Linked DNA regions of Homo sapiens: region 2 is linked to region 1. A link is an interaction called in ENCODE POLR2A ChIA-PET data of the cell type or tissue named here. Cell type or tissue: A673. All regions are shown on one strand. Links, peaks and the distances in the headings refer to the core of each region. The heading gives the core; the rest is flanking DNA. Region 1 overlaps EVA1C (eva-1 homolog C). Region 2 has its middle 8.4 kb from the start of URB1-AS1.

Region 1 (4,396 bases), core at 307-4,306:
ACAGAAATGGACACAAGGAAGACTTCTGAGATGGTGGGAATGTCCCATGCTGGACTGTGGTCACGGTTGCACTACTCAGTAAATTCACTGAAAATCATGGGATTGTACACTTGGAAAATGTGAATTTTATGCTATGTAAATGATATCTTAATAAAGATATCTTTAAATAATGGTAGCTAACACGGCTGGGTGTGGTGGCTCACACCTGTAATCCCAGCACTTTGAGAGGCCAAGGCGGGCGGATCACCTGAGGTCAGGAGTTTGAGACCAGCCTGGCCAACATGGTGAAACCTCATCTCTACTAAAACTACAAAAATTAGCCAGGCGTGGTGTTGGGTGCCTGTAATCCCAGCTACTATATTTTGCTCAGCAAAATATAAAGGGGACCACGGTCATTTATTTGCATATGTGGTTCTTATCCTTGCCAACATTTTGTAAAGAAAATTCTTTTAAAAATGCTAGCTCTACCCTATCACCACTGTTCTGGAGTTTTCTACTTTGAAATGGCAACCACATAGCGGACAGGTGCATTTTTCAGCCAAACAAGCATTGGCGTTAACTGCAAACAAGAGTTAAATGGCAAGAACTGCTTGGGCTGTCATGGGCTGGCCTGGGGTGGGTGGGAAGACTGTCCAGAGAGAACCTCTTCCACCCCAGCCTCTCACTCCTCTCACGTGCTCATGTTCTTCCACTTTTCTTTCCTGGATTGGAAGTGCAGGCTGATTCCAGGTCCCAAACACACCTCAAGCCAGAGTTTTCCAAATTGTGATTTGAGGTTCATTCATGAGTCTTGAAATCATTAGTGAGTTGTAACCAGCAATTTTTGAAAATAAAGCATAGAGTAGTTTAGAAAACAACAAAGGGCATCACATGAAGAAAGTATAAACACTGTTTTGTAATTTAAACATTTCTTTTTCAGTTGTGTGTATATGAGTATGTGTTCCACTGGGCCAAAAAGTGAAAATCTTTTCCTACCATGGGCTGCAATCACAATTTGAAAACGCCCACCTTAATCCCTGCAGAAAGGCATGAGCTGTACACATTAGGGCCATGGCACCTGGCTGGATCTTCTTATCCTGGTGTCAGTGATGCTAAGCTCCAAACTTAAAAAATGAAAGACAATAATTTCCAAATATAAATGTCACCTTTTTGTTTTTTGAGACGGGGTCTCACTCTGTCACCCAGACTGGAGTGCGGGGGGTGCAATCTTGGCTCACTGCAACCTCCACCTCCCAGGCTCAAGCGATTCTCCTGCCTCAGCCTCCTGAGGAGCTGGGATTACAGGCATGCGCCACCATGCCTGGCTAATTTTTGTATTTTTAGTAGAGACAGGGTTTCACCATATTGACTAGGCTGGTCTTCAACTCCTGACCTCAAGTGATGCACCCACCTAGACCTCCCAAATTGCTGGGATTACAGGCGTGAGTCACCATGCCTGGCCTAAACGCCATCTTTCTGTACCTTGTAAATTTCCATGACTTTGTACCAAAAGCAGAGAAACAACAGTGAGACAAAATTTTGGACCACAAGAAGGAAAACTACAGAATCTCAAGAGGACCACCAGCTCTGCTGCTGGCAAACTTTGTTGCTATCCTTTCATCCATGAGGACGGGAACATTCAAGATGAATGAAAGGCTGGGAGCAGAAGCCAGCCTACAGATGCTCACAAAATCCCTATCCTGCCCTGGTAGTTTAACACGCAGGAAGAACCTCCACGAGGAAGAAAAATGAAAATGGTGACTAAGCAAATGTCTCGAAGGCCCTTTACCCACTCACTGGAATCTTAATTCAACAGCTTAAACTTAGAGCCAAGGCAAGTTTTGTTTTCTTTCTCTAGATAAAAGACTGCTAAGTCTGACCCGAACGTCAGAAGGTTCGATTCTTTTTGGTGAGTCATATCCGCACTGGCATTTATATGCAGTTTATGAGTAGATGCTAAATCCCACCAACAACAAAATTTTGCCTGACTTCAAAGGCCCAGAGTGAACGATGGCCTTTGATGCAGAAAAGAGGGCTTGGATAGAAACACCAAAAGAGCCAAAGTCCCCTTCCAACCATAAGAACTCAGAAAAATGTTAAGAATGCCTTCCCATGGCAGAGCTGGCACAGAAAGAGGATGGGAGAAGGCAGGACAAAAACAAGCTTTATCTCCACAAATTGGAAACTTTTTAAATGGAAGTCTTTTTTTTTTCTTTTTTTATAAATCAAAATATTTAAAAGTTACAAGAGGTTTTTTTTTTGTTTTGTTTTGTTTAAGGCATGTCATGAAACGCATTTATTAGCCACATCTCTTTGATTTATTAAAGCCCATTCATTAAAGGTAGCCTTGATGCCAACAAAACCCTCCCACAGTAACGCAACACCCACATGCAAGGCCTCCAGCGATTTCGTCCCCAGATTATGGGCAAACCATCTCCTGGAACGGAGGGGCCTGTGCGTGTCACATTACATCCTGGGGGTGACTGTTGTGTTATGTTGAGTCACTTGGTTCCTTGGGAATGTGCGAATTCACTGCCACATAAGAGTGACATTTCTGGATTATAAAAAATTAGGAAACTACTAACATCATTGCTACTTTTCTTAGAAGACTAGAATTTGTTTTAGAGCTGGGTTAGAGTTCTCAATTGGTCTCAGATTAGAGAAGGTGTGGGCAGCCTTCCAGAAGTGGGTTGCCAACTCTCCTGGGAGTTTAGATGGGGAGGATGGCAGGGGCCTGGGAAGGTAGAACCACGACTCTGCTTAAATGACAAGAGCAATGAAATCCCCGCCTCCTCATTTTATTAGGTTGGTGCAAAAGTAACTGTGATTTTTGCCATTAAAAGCAATGGGCAAAAACCGCGATTATTTTTGCACCAACCTACAAATGAGAGGGTTATGTGGGTCATTCTGCTTCTTTTCGATACAACAGTCACAAAAGCACATCACTGCCGAGACCAGCTCGGTCGGGGAGACCCTAAACCAGTGGCGCTAGAAGAATTAAAGACACACACACAGAAATATAGAGGTGTGGAGTGGGAAATCAGGGGTCTCACAGCCTCCAGAGCTGAGAGCCTCGAACAGAGATTTACCCACATAAATCATCACAGCAAGCCAGTGATAAGCATTGTTTCTATAGATTATAGATTAACTAAAACTATTCCTTATGGGAAATAAAGGGATGGGCCGAAGCAGAGGGATGGGCTCTGGCTAGTTACCTGCAGCAGGAGCACATCCTTAAGGCACAGATCACTCATGCTACTGTTTGTGGTTTAAGAACTCCTTTAAGTGGTTTTCCACTCTGGGTGGGCCAGGTGTTCCTTGCCCTCATTCCAGTAAACCCACAACCTTCCAGCATGGGCATCATGGCCATCACGAACATGTCACAGTGTGGCAGAGATTTTCTTTATGGCCAGTTTTGGGGCCAGTTTATGGCCAGATTTTGGGGTGCCTGTTCCCAACACATCACTAGCCACCTTTCAAAGGTGGGCAGAGGAAGGATCTGCCGCGATGGGAGTATTTTATTACTGACATTGCATACAATTGCCAGTGCATAGTGATGCTGAAATGTAGATAGTCACTTTTATTTATTTTTATTATTTCTTTATTTAGTAAATAAATCTCACCCTGTCATATAGGTTGGAGTGCAGTGGTGAGCTCATAGCTCACTGTAACCTCAAACTCCTGGGCTCAAGCAATCCTCCCACTTCAGCCTCCCAAGTGGCTAGGACTGCAGGTGCCTGCCATGATGCCCTGCTAATTGTTTTTTTTTTTTTTTTTTTTAGAGATAGGGGTCTCCCTATGTTACCCAGGCTAGTCTCTAATGACTGGCCTCAAATGATTCTCCTGCCTTGGCCTCCCAAAATGCTGAAATGACAGGCATGACTATATCCTTTAGTCATTCATATCTTTAGCAGAGTGATTTGAATCAGCTTATTGAAATAATAGCTACCAACTGCTGAGCTCAACTCCATGGTCCTGTGCTAGCGTGTTACATACAACACTGTGTTTTCACAGTCTTAAAACAGCCCTATGCAGAAGAGACATAATCCCATGTTACAACTGAGTCCTAGAAAGTGTCCCTACACTGCCCAACACACAGCAGATACGATATGCAGCAGAAAGGAATATGAACCCAGAACTGCCTAAATCCAAGCCTCGCTGAAACCTACATTTCCTGAAGGGATGCAATTTGGGAGGTGAGATTTTGAGGAAGGAAGCATAGTGCACATTAGGGAAAAGAAGGTTCCGGTGAGCCTTGCTGGTAAAATAGCTTTCCGTAAAGACAAACAAATAAACCCGATCAGTGGCATTTGCCCATTTCCCTGGTGTAAATACTCCCACCGTGGCAGATGCCACAGAACACAGGCAGAGCTGGTAAGACATGTGCATAACTGGCTCTCATCATAAGAACTGGCTC
Region 2 (4,396 bases), core at 261-4,260, 62 kb after region 1:
ATTTCACTTAGCATAATGACCTCAGGGTGCATCCCTGTTGTTGTAGCATGTGTCAGAATATCCTTCCTTCCTGAGGTTGAATGATATCTTGTTGTATGTAGGTACCACATTAGCTTTTCTAGTGACTTTGTCTCTCCTAGAAGGAAGAAAAGAGAGGGGTAGTCACGGATATGCCCAGTCTGTTTCCCCTTGATCGGCAGCAGTTTTAAAAAAACAAGCAAAACAAAAACCTCAGCAAAAGTCTCAGAAGGGTGAGGGAGAGGTGGGGGAGGCTGAGGACTGTTGCACAGGCAGCTGGCTGGGGAAGGAGAAGGCTGGAGCTTCAGGCAGTTGTGGGTCCTGCACACCCAACCCCCGAATGCCACTAGGACTGTCAATGGCGCCCTCTGTAGGTGGGAATCTTAATTTATGTTTTAGGAGTGATGAGTGTGGTCCATGAATTTCAAAAATGTATTTTTATTATGGTGAAATATACGTAACATGAACTTTACCATATTAGCCATCTTAACTGTAAAGTTCAGTAACATTAAGTACGTTCACATTGTTGTGCAGTCATCATCAACTTCCATCTCCAGATCTCTTCATCTTCCAATATTGAGTCACTGCATCCATTTAAACACTAACTCTCCATTCCCCTCTCTCCTAGCCCCTGACAACCACCATTTCACTTTCTTGTTTGTTTTTTCTTTTTTTTTTAAGACAGAGTTTTGTTCTTGTTGCCCAGGCTGGAGTGCAATGGCGTGATCTCGGCTCACCACAACCTCCGCCTCCGAGGTTCAAGCGATTCTCCTGCTTCAGCCTCCCGAGCAGCTGGGATTACACGCATGAGCCACCATGCCCGGCTTATTTTGTATTTTTAGTAGAGACGGGGTTTTTCCACGTTGGTCAGGCTGGTCTCAAACACCCGACCTGAGGTGATCTACCCGCCTCAGCCTCCCAAAGTGCTGGGATTACAGGCATGAGCCACCGTGCCCGGCCTTCACTTTCTGTCTCTATGAATTTGACTACCGTGGGTACCTCATATAAGTGGAATTATACAGTATTTGTCCTTTTGTGCCTAGCTTATTTCACTTAGCATAATGTTTTCAAGGTTGTGAGAATTTTATCCCTTTTTAAGACTGAAAAATACTCCATGGTACGTATATACCACATTTTGTGTATCCATTCATCCATTGATGGACACGGATGGCTTCCACCTTTTGGCTATTGTGAGTAATGCTGCTATGAACATGGGTGTACAAAAAATTTACAAGTTTTAAATTTTCATTCTCAAGGGAAAGCTTAAGGCTGCCAAAAAAAAAAAAAAAAAAAAAAAAAAGAATCAAAGTCCGCAAAGGGAATTTAGAATTAATAAAAGTGAGCTCTGATCAAAGGTATAGACCAGAAGTTCTCAATCTTTCTCAGTTCATGGCACCTTTAGTGTCTCAATAATTTTTCAAGTGCTCCAGGACAAAACCCAAACCTAAACTGTTAAGTTTATTAAATAGCTATGTCCAAACAACATAAGTATTTGTGTTCTAATAATAAAGAAGCAGTTTACATATATACGTAAATACATATGATGGAAATAAAAATGTTTTCTTTTATTCTTTCTTTTTTCTTTTTTAAACAGAGTCTCCCTCTGTCTCCCAGGCTAGAGTGCAATGGTGTGATCCCTGCAACCCCCGCCTCCTGGGTTCAAGCGATTCTCCTGCCTCAGCATCCCGAGTAGCTGGGACTACAGGCGCTTGCCACCACTCCCAGCTAACTTTCGTATTTTTAGTAGAGATGGGCTTTCACCATGTTGGCCAGGCTGACTGTCCTCACCTCAGATTATCCGCCCGCCTTGGCCTCCCAAAGTGCTGGGATTAGAGGCATGAGCCACCATGGCCAGTCCTCCTTTATTCTTAAATAAGCACAGATAATTTCGAATGGGGTGTGTGTGCCCGTTGGACATGTCACTATTTCTTCAACCTTGAAATCAGATTGGATACCACACTATCATTTCTTGACCCGTGTTGATTTCAGCTTGGTGCTTGCTCTTTTTTTTTTTTTTTTTTTTTTTTTTTAGAGAGAGGTTCTTCCTCTGTTCCCCAGACCAGAGTACAGTGTCTCGATAAGCTCACTACAACCTCGAACTCATGGGCTCAAGTGATCCTCCTGCCTCTGCCTCCAAAGTAGCTAGGACTACAGGCAGGCACCGCCACACTTGGCTGATGCTTTTCATCATGGTAAGCCCCGGAAACCCAGCGTTGCAAAGCTGTGAACTCATCTCTTCATCTCTTCTTCCAAAGTAGCACAATCTTTTTTTTTTTTTTTGAGATGGCGTCTCACTCTGTTGCCAGGCTGGAGTGCAATGGCACGATCTCAGCTCACTGCAACCTCTGCCTCCCAGGTTCAAGCAATTCTCCCTGCCTCGGCCTCCTGAGTAGCTGGGATTACAGGTGCCTGCCACCACGCCTGGCTAATTTTTGTGTTTTTTTGGTAGAGATGGGGTTTCACAATGTTGGCCAGGCTGGTCTTGAATTCCTGACCTCAGGTGATCTGCTAGCCTCAGCCTCCCAAAGTGCTGCGATTATAGGCGTGTGCCACTGCACCCAGCTGGAAACTAGCACAATCTAATGTTGAATCTATGAACTACCTTGAGCCAGTAGTTTGCCTGGTAATGAACAGATGTCAAGAATTGATGGATTTCCCTCAACTTTTGAAAACATTCCAAGGCAATGTGGTGCTTTGGGCACTTTGGTGCCCAGTTTGGGAATGGCAAATCCAGACAATTCAAATGCTACGGAGACTTTACCTTGTCCAACCAGGCTCTGCATGAGCCACTCCAACTGGCCTCACTTTTACCATGATCGCCCTCCCTCCATTTCAGACACACTGGCCTTTTTGCTGTCCCACCTCAGTGCTTTTGCATTGGCTATAGCTTCTGCTTAGAGGGCTCTTTCTTACCTATCGGTTGCCTTGGCTTTTCTCCGTGTGTTAGGCTGTTCTTGCATTGCTCTAAAAGAATACCAGAGGGTGGGTTATTTATAAGAAAAGAAGTTTAATTGGCTCCTGGTTCTACAGGCTGTACAGGAAGCATAGTGCCAGTATCTGCTTCTAGGGAGGCTGCAGGGAGCTTTTACTCATGGCCAAAGGCAAAGAGGGACAAGACATCTCACCTGGTGGAAGCAGGAACAAGAGCTGGGGTGTGGGAGGTGCCACACACTTTTAAATGACCAGATTTCACGAGCAATCACTCACTATCTCAAAGACTGCACCAAGCCATGAGGGATCTACCCTGATGACCCAAACACCCACCATCAGGCCCCACCTCCAGCATTGGGGATTACAATTCAATATGAGATCTGGGTGGCACAAATATTCAAGCTCGATCACTCCCTAACTCATTCAGGGGTCTGCCATTCCCTGCCCATCCCAGTCACTCTTACCCACTTTATTCATCTTCATCTTCAGAGTATTCTTGGTGATCTGCCTGCCATTCTTTCCATCTTCCTGCAACTTAAGGGGCAATCTGCCTAAAATAAACCTCTCTGAAAATACGATTATGTTTGCAATTAGCAGTCCAGGGTGACTTCAATAGTGACAAAGGAAAATTACAGTATAGATGTCATTTAAATGTTAACACATTTAAATAGTAATGAACAGTAAAGACCAAAGAATGTAAATAAAATGAGGCTAATGCAGAAAATTTTCACAATTTAAACTAGCAAGCCAGGAGTACTCTGAGAGGAGATGTTAAATGAAGAGATAATGACAGTATCATGACACTGGCAGTCAGCTACCCCTGGAGATCTGTGGTTCCAAATTGCTCCCCAACAGGGGAAGAAATGTCCCAACCTCCCAATGAGAACTGCAAAGTCAAATTGCAAAGGGGCATGAATTCCAGGGTGGGAGGAATTTGTGACCATATTTTGTAATCTACCACACCACCCTTCTCCCACTGATTTTGGTGTTGTCTTGATCACATATCACATTTCTATAATGGTCTCCAGGTTCATCTATGTTGTCAAAAATATCAAGATTTCCTTCTTTTTTTTAAGGCTGAATAATATTTCATTGTATACTAAATACCGCATTTTTTTTTAACCCATTGATTTGTCGATAGGCATTTAGGTTGCTTCTGTAAATTGGCGATTATGAATAATGCTGCAATGAACAGGGAGTGCAAATATCCCTTCAATAACCTTATTTCAATTATTCTGGGTGTCTGCTGAGTGAAAGAAGCCAGTTACAGAAGGACAGGACTCATAAGCAGTACCTAAAATAGTCAAACTCATAGAAGCAGAGAATAGAATGGTGGTTACCAGGAGCCAGGAGGTAATTCATCAAATCATATACAGTAAATATGTGCCATTAGACTGCATATCAGTTATACCTTAATAAAGCTGTTTCAAAATTAAAAATAAAAAGT

Evidence for each region. Peaks named below come from ENCODE experiments on the same cell type or tissue, not always from the same donor. Only the 100,000 strongest peaks of a DNase experiment are listed, where the experiment ranks them.
Region 2: POLR2A ChIA-PET joins it to region 1 with 8 read pairs; 9 of 35 experiments call an interaction of 5 or more read pairs at or near these places.

What each region holds. Positions count from the first base shown.
Region 1 is chr21:32,461,585-32,465,980 of GRCh38, reverse strand. All of the region lies in intron 3 of EVA1C (eva-1 homolog C), which reads right to left. Among named protein-coding and RNA genes, the nearest start is that of EVA1C, 51 kb to the right of the region's middle. RefSeq lists an enhancer at 1,296-2,495. In A673, for the core only: no CTCF peak of the experiment used is centred there; DNase peaks (open chromatin) are centred at 1,900 and 2,420; H3K27ac peaks cover 1,823 bases.
Region 2 is chr21:32,399,309-32,403,704 of GRCh38, reverse strand. No RefSeq gene overlaps it. Among named protein-coding and RNA genes, the nearest start is that of URB1-AS1, 8.4 kb to the right of the region's middle. In A673, for the core only: a CTCF peak has its summit at 390 (motif pointing left); a DNase peak (open chromatin) is centred at 354.